3 separate regions of the Homo sapiens genome follow, and regions 1 and 3 are each linked to region 2. Evidence: chromatin loops called from intact Hi-C (ENCODE). Cell type or tissue: PC-3. All regions are shown on one strand.

Region 1 (2,500 bases), 610 kb before region 2:
TCCATGTTGGTCAGGCTGGTCTCGAACTCCCGACCTCAGGTGATCTGCCCGGTTCGGCCTCCCAAAGTGCTGGGATTACAGGTGTGAGCCACCGCACCCAGCCCAGTTTTTTGAATCTTATTGTGGTAATAAAACACTTTTTTTCCCCCTCTAAGACTTGGAAGAATTAGTTGCTCTCTCTAAATGTCCATTTATCATAAGAATGACTAAGAGAGAATTTTACATTTTAAGACTCAAAAGCAAGTGCGTTCATCTGATCTTCAAAGCATAACGAAAATTCAAGTAACGTCTCTTCAAATTACCAAATTCAATTAATTTTGTTTTTTAAAATTAGAAATGCAAATATATTTCTACCCGAATTTTAAATATTATGGCACCATATATAGTCTCATACTTTTATAACCCCCCACAGAATTATTTTTAAAGCTAGTAACATATTACTGTAATTCTGTTTGTAATTTCTTGAGCTATAACTAGAAGAATTTCCTTTTATTATTAAAAATAGGTGTTTAAAGCATCTTTTATGCATTTGCTTAACTGGAGGGCAAACGTGGTAGAAAATCAAATCAGTATGAGTGGAAAAACGCCACGGTTCTTCTTTTAAAAAGTGGAAGGCAAATTATATATGGTAACCTGACATGGTAGGCTCCATAAACACTGTAGTAGTACACAAACTGGGCCAGCTGTGGTTTCCCTGTTTGCTTGAAAATAAAAGGGCCACAGAGGCAATTTTAGTCTCATACGGTTGGGGTCTGAGATTGATGTCTACCTGCCATCCCTGCAACACTGAGCAGCTTCTCCAGTTTCCTGGGATGTCCCATTCCCGAGGAGTCATCCCAGAGAGAAGCGATGGGAAGCAGCCTTCTTGCTTAGGCTACTGCAGTTATAAAGTGACTCTTCTGTGAATACATTGCTTAAAAGAGTCAAAGTTGTTTATTTATTTATTTATTTTAAATAGAGGTAGAGGTAGTAGAAAGATGACAATAAAATAGAAAGAAACCCAACCCACATATACTTAAAAGAAGGGTTAAATCAGATTTAAGATGATGAATCTTTTACAATATATGTGAAATATGCAATTAAAGAAGTATTTTGGTACCTGATTTTAGGAACTGTAAAATCTGAAGGAAGCTTTGAGATTTTCACCATTTGAGGTCTGTTTGGAAATTTTTCAAAGATTCGCAGGCGTAAAGGGAGCTTTTCTTTGGTGTCCGCATTTGCTTCACTTTGCTTTAACTAAAGAAAAATTGGAAAGAAGAAAAAAAGGGGGAACCTATAATACTATTATATACGTTACACAAAATTAGTTTTAGAATGGAAGCAATAAGTAATTACATGAAATGCCAGTAGATGGCAGCAAAGGCCTACCAAGTATACCTCTCTTGCCCGCCATAAATTGCTCTATGAGCTAAAACTTTTGAGTTAACAGAAAAAACAAAAACAAAACTTAACAACAAAAAAACTAAACCAGAAAAAAATTCAAGGAAAACTTTATGTCATTTTATTCCCAAAGACAAGTCTCTTTTCATCTCAGACATTTTTAATGGTTTACTATTACTTGCATATTTAAACAATAAAATTTGTTTACACATGCCTAACGCTAGAATTAAAAATTTTTAAAAACCATGAAAAATTTAAAAAAAATTAACTACAGAATCATACTAAGTAGTAGCATTTGTAAAGAGAGACAATGGCAGGAAAATTGGTTATGTCGCCTAGCAGATTAAAACAGAAAAGCTCAAAACACAAATACCACATTTGGTCCATGCAGCGAGTTTTCCATTTGGCTGCAAACATGCTTGGACACGACGAACTTAAATGCCATATGATATCTTTGTGAGGAATGACAATCAAATGGATTTATTTAAGAGTGTATATTTATATTTCTACAAATTGAGTTTCAGGGAAGCTCAGGTTTAACATCATAAACTGGAACAAGGCTGAACTAAGATACTACAAAGGTGGACTGTGGCTTCCAGAATTCATGCTATACTTTCCTATGCTCTCTTTTTCTCTCCCAGTGCCGACGTCTCTTGGAGTCCCTCTTTACTTCTGTTTACCTCTCCCCTTCTCCAGGACCTTCTGCAGAGTGGAACACCCTTCCCCACGTCTGCCCTGTCTTCTGTCCCGGCTTCCCAAACTGCATCTTTTAACACTGATGCCTTTCAAAGAGTACATGTAATTCAGGCTGCCTTTTTGGAGGGATTTGGGGGGTGGGTTTCAAAAATCATCCACTCATTTACCTCCTTGTTGGGTATGGTTTTACTCTATAATTTGTTTTAGGAATTATGGAAAGATAAGAATTAGAGGCCAAGAGAGCTTTTAAAACAGGAAGAGAGATGGCAATGCATCCCTCCTATATGTGGAAATACAAATTGGCTAAGGAGAACAGGAGGGCTTCTTTTTGGGGAAACATTCCCATTTCAATATGATGGATGACTCAACTATCCTATTGGTTGTGAGCTCATGATGAGATTATACATCCTGATTTCTGGTTTTC
Region 2 (2,500 bases):
AAATAGTCTTAAAGCCAGGCACGGTGGCTCACGCCTGTAATCCCAGCACTTTGGGAGGCTGAGGTGGGCGGATCACGAGGTCAGGAGATTGAGATCATCCTGGCCAACATGGTGAAACCCCGTCTCTACTAAAAATACAAAAATTAGCCGGGTGCGGTGGCACATGCCTGTAATCCCAGCTACTGGGGAGGCTGAGGCAGGAGAACTGCTTGAATCCAGGAGGCGGAGGTTGCCATGAGCTGAGATCGTGCCACTGCACTCCAGCCTGGGTGACAGAGCAAGACTCCTTCCTCCACCACCAAAAAAACAAAAAACAAACAAACAAACAAACAAAAAACTGTCCTAGAAAAGAAGCAAATAACAGTTGAATCTACATATTTTCATACAATTGGCACTATCCTGAGCCCAGATTTTTTCTGTCAATAATTATTAAAGATCAAATTTTAAAAAATTAAGTTAGTATAAAAAGTGCTCAGAATACATAAATATTACTTGTATTCATAGTGTTGCAAATTTTGAGTTGAAATTTTAAGTACTACAAAAAAATATTTATTGAGGTGGTTTTAAGAATAACATTGAACTCTGATATCAAACCGAGAGATTTTAGCAGAGGAGTTATAACACAAATGTTTTACTTTCTAAATCTGAACTATAAAAGATAAACCAAATATGGTGTTCAACATTAATTTCTTAAGGTTGACCTAAACTGAGCTCTCTAATTACTATGTGAACATTTGGATTTTCTTTTTCTCCTTTGGTATCTAGAGAATATGTTTGTCTTATTTCTAAATCACCATATAAAACTTAACAAAGTCCTATAGCCTTTTGTTTGCTTGTTTTTATGAAACAAATTTGGGGTTCTATTTTCTCATATGTTTAGTTGTGTGTGTCTTTTGGGAGAAAAGGGGGGAATATATTTTGAATTGGAATTGAAGCAGATAATTTTAAAATTCAGAGCTGAATTTATTAATAAGGAATTTTATCCTAAAATACAAACTGAGAAATTTGCAATAGCTTGGTTTTAAATATTCCCACAAGACTAATAGATTATTTAGAAATTGAAAGTTATTAATTATTCATGTAAGAATCACTTCTCAGCCTCTCCTTCACCTTGAGTAAACAGTTATACAATCCAATTTTATGAGATGGCTACAGAAGATGCCCTTACTTTATATGCACCCTGATTTAGATAAAGGTCACCCTCTAGTGGGGTTGATATGTATTTCAATCTCAAACCTCACTCAATTGCCTTGCCTTTGAATAGCAAAATGATTGATTTTGAAAACCAAATGCAAATCCAGGTTCAGGGATTTTTATCAGCGTGTCAAAGATGAAGAGATACAGATTATTGTATTTAGCCCCAGGAAACTGGGATTAAGAAATTCAAAGACCCACTAAGCTTATTAATGTCATGTTAAAGTCATTGTGAATACCTTAAAGTGGATTTAAATGACAGTAGAAAAGTAAGTAGCCTGGTCCTAATTTCTAAAATGGAAGAATAAAAATCTGCCATTTTCCTGGTTAAGTATCACAATTTTAGAACTTCTGCATCCCATTTAGAACTTATATATATAAAACATCTAACATGACTGCTTATATTGTAGGCAACCTGTGGATTCTCTTGAAGTTAAACAATTAGAAAATAAGAGCAGTGTTTGTAAATTAAATATAAGCTCAATAATATGCTTACTATTTATTGAACACTTACCTTGAACTAAGTGCCTTTTTGTACATTATCTTAGTTTTATAATGACAACAGAAAATAATCTAAAGAAAAACTATGAAGGATCAATTATCATTGTTTTATTCAGACAAGGAAATGGAAGCTGAGAGCAGCAGTTCTAACTTTAGCATGCATCAGAATCACCCAGAAAGCTAGTTAAAATGTAAGTCTGGGGACAGAGTAGGAGCGAGTTTGCATTTCTAACAAGTTCCCAGGTGATGCTGATGCTGTTTGTCTAGGGACCACACTTTGTAAATCACTGCACCAAGTTAGAATGCAAATATGGCTTTTGCTAGCAAATTCCTTCAGTGTGAGTATGATGAGCACTTGCTAGTAGCTTAATATATTTTACTCTTCTGCCCTTGTAGAGCATAACATGGTAACTATGTGGACCTAGTAACAATAAAGATACAGTAACCATAAAGACACAATAACTAAATAATTGCAGGGCTTGCTTGGCACCCAGAAATCTAAACCTAATACTTTCTCTTATTTCTTGACCTAACTTTCTAGTTCTCTATGTGGTTGGCAACAAATCGAAAAAGTCCATGAAAGGATGTAACATCCTACAGGAACATATGTAGTGACTGAGTATAGATCAGCAGTCCTCACAATTCAGTGTGCATTTGTATCTGGGCCCCATGAATTTCAAATCAGCAGTTCTGGGTTGAGGGATGAGGTATCTGCTCTAATAAGCACCCTAGATGATTCTGATGTAGGTGTTGTTTCCAACATGCTTTGAGACAATCTGACTTAAAGATTCAACAGATGTTTGGT
Region 3 (2,500 bases), 180 kb before region 2:
TGAAACAGAAGAAATATGTGGAGGTATGTATATTGGCTCTGTAGAAATTAATAAAAGTACCTGTTTTTTTCACCTATTTCATTGTTCTTTTATCTCTACATAAGTTTCTGCTCTAGGTGTGCTAATGTAGTTTAAACCTATGTTTATCTGGAAAACATTTCACATAAGGAGAGTGAGACTATGGCATTAAGAGTAGACTAGTACTTTTTAGATGCAAAGCCAAATTGTCCCCAGAGGAGAGCTGTGTCATTATGGCAACAGGCCAACTGCATAGCTCTGAAGTAGTCCTAGTAGAATACCATCTCCTCTGCTCACCTTAGTCACTTTTATTTTCCTTTCTCCTACTCTCTTAAGTGTACATTTTCATTTCTTTGTTTTTCCCTTTCTAAAACATGAGTCTCATGTCCTATCAGGGACAATGAAGGTCAATAGGGTTATTAGCCTAGAGTTTACCTCCCCCTCTCTGTCCCTAAACACTTAAATAACATTTTCAATGACCTTTTCTGTGTACCACCATTACTCAATTCATTTTTCTGTTGTAGCAGTTCTTGCATGTTTGCTAGTGACAAATTCTGCAATAAGTGCTTTACATTCATTATGTTTTGTCTCACAACATCACTCTAGGCTAAGAATTATGTTTATCTACATAGATAGATGTGGAACCTGGGACGTGGATAAATTAGGTAACGAACCCAGGGTCAGTCCACCAATAATAGTAGAATTTGGGCTCGTGTCTGTGTGATGCCAAAGTCTATGTTCCTGATGCCTCACCACTCACGACTGCATCAGTGCCTTAGAGCTCAGAGCTCCACAAGAGGAGTCTCTCCTCACCACTTGCAGTTTTCATCTCTTCTGCTCAACCTGCAAGCCTGTGCCCAGAGTTCCCATTTGCAACCTTGACTGGTGTAGGAAAAGAAAAGTAGAAAGCAGAGAGAATCATTTGGTTTAGGTAAATTTTTCTCTGCTCTGAACTTATATTTCACTCCTATCTCATGGGATTCCAGTTGAAGGAAGACTGCCCTGCGTGCAGAAATGGTAGTTTTAGAAGTATTGTTTTTCTGGAAGGACTAGGGCCCAATGGGGCCACGTGGAACCAGAGAACCCTGAGAAACTGTGGCTAGCATAGGACAAGCTTGTTCTTTTGTTTACATTTCGGTAGCTTCAATTCCTGTGAGTCATCCAAATACACTTATTTTAGGCCTGATTGGCCCTCCCTCCTTGATCTCCTGGCTGTACAAACTACCTGGATAAAACAAACAAACACAAAAACCTTATTTTCATTTTTCCGAGCCAATGACCTAAGCAAGATGCTGCTCAGACAATTCTTTCTTAAAGGGCTCAGTCCAAAATAATTAGATCAATTAGACAAATCCATCCACAAATATATGTGTTTGTCCTCTTGATGTTTAGTTTCCAATTATTATAGATGGAAAAAAAAAAAAAGAAGAAGACGGGAACATGCTTTGGGGCCAGTGTGTGTTGATAAACACCACAAAAGCAGAGTCTATTTGCATGTATCAATAGAAAAATGTAACTTGAAACAACACAACAGAAAATGTTTAACTTTCAAACTTTCTAGTTGTTATTTCCATTTGTTTGAGGCTTAAGCAATTTCATGGTGCAAAGTCTCTGAACAAGGACACCAGCACTGCAGTAAACACCCTCTGGGGGTGACATTGCCTGGGATTGTAAATCTTTCCATGTGTCATTCACATGAAACCAATCTGCTGAGAGATGATTCCACAGTTCATCAGTGAAGTAGTACAAATAGACATTTTCTTGCTCTATCAGTTTGCACAAAGCAAAGAATTATGTTTATTGTCTGGAATATGTATTGTCCTAAAGCACACATTTTAATCTCAATTATTCAGATGTGTCTTGTTCAATATTTTTATTTGAGTTATGTGGATATTTGTTTAATTTTCCATACCTGCATAGACGTGTATTGTTACATAATTTTTGCTTCCTTATTTACCTCTAACTCAAAGGTTTCTTAGTAAAACCCTAATTCAGTACTGAATTGTATAAATATTCAAAGAATTTGGATGTGAGAAATATAGATTTTCTATCATTTATTAATATAGTAATCCTTACTTATGTTGCACCTTCTGTATAAATTTTCTGAAATTACAGAGAAAATAAATTCCGTAGTCTAAAAAGGTGATTGGGTCGTACAAACCTGACTCCTAAGAAAAGCAATTAATATACACTATTGCTTTTTTTTCAGTGTAATCCTTGAGTTCTTGAGGCCTGTGATATATCACTAGGATGTGATTTGTGTGTGCAAGTAGACACCATTTTAAGTTCATAAATAAGATATATAGATGATATATTCTGTACTGATTAAATCACTTGACAGCCTTTGCATTTGCTTAAGTAAACAAATTTAAAATTCAAATTCATTGTGGAAATGGTCATTGATTTTTAGGTTAACAAGTGATTTTCTTTGAATATCCCAATTATAACTTATTTAGACAGAGAACATGGCATTGGGTCCCTG

Evidence for each region. A loop is a pair of places that touch in the nucleus more often than their neighbours do. Peaks named below come from ENCODE experiments on the same cell type or tissue, not always from the same donor. Only the 100,000 strongest peaks of a DNase experiment are listed, where the experiment ranks them.
Region 1: it touches region 2 in a loop (7-fold over the local background); 52 of 110 quality-filtered maps call a loop at or near these places.
Region 3: a loop joins it to region 2, with 4 times the contacts of the local background. A loop is called at or near these places in 2 of 110 quality-filtered maps.

The regions. Positions count from the first base shown.
Region 1 is chr13:101,143,661-101,146,160 of GRCh38, forward strand. NALCN (sodium leak channel, non-selective) reads right to left here. Exons shown (of 44, transcript NM_052867.4): 16 at 1,100-1,236. Among named protein-coding and RNA genes, the nearest start is that of LINC00411, 200 kb to the left of the region's middle. In PC-3, a CTCF peak has its summit at 1,347 (motif pointing right); a DNase peak (open chromatin) is centred at 1,361; H3K4me3 peaks cover 140 bases; H3K27ac peaks cover 548 bases.
Region 2 is chr13:101,756,441-101,758,940 of GRCh38, forward strand. The region is part of intron 3 of FGF14 (fibroblast growth factor 14); the gene reads right to left. Among named protein-coding and RNA genes, the nearest start is that of FGF14, 160 kb to the right of the region's middle. In PC-3, a CTCF peak has its summit at 1,214 (motif pointing left); a DNase peak (open chromatin) is centred at 1,191.
Region 3 is chr13:101,575,524-101,578,023 of GRCh38, forward strand. ITGBL1 (integrin subunit beta like 1) reads left to right here. Exons shown (of 11, transcript NM_004791.3): 4 at 1-23. Among named protein-coding and RNA genes, the nearest start is that of ITGBL1, 120 kb to the left of the region's middle. In PC-3, no CTCF peak of the experiment used is centred here; DNase peaks (open chromatin) are centred at 268 and 1,178; H3K27ac peaks cover 1,861 bases.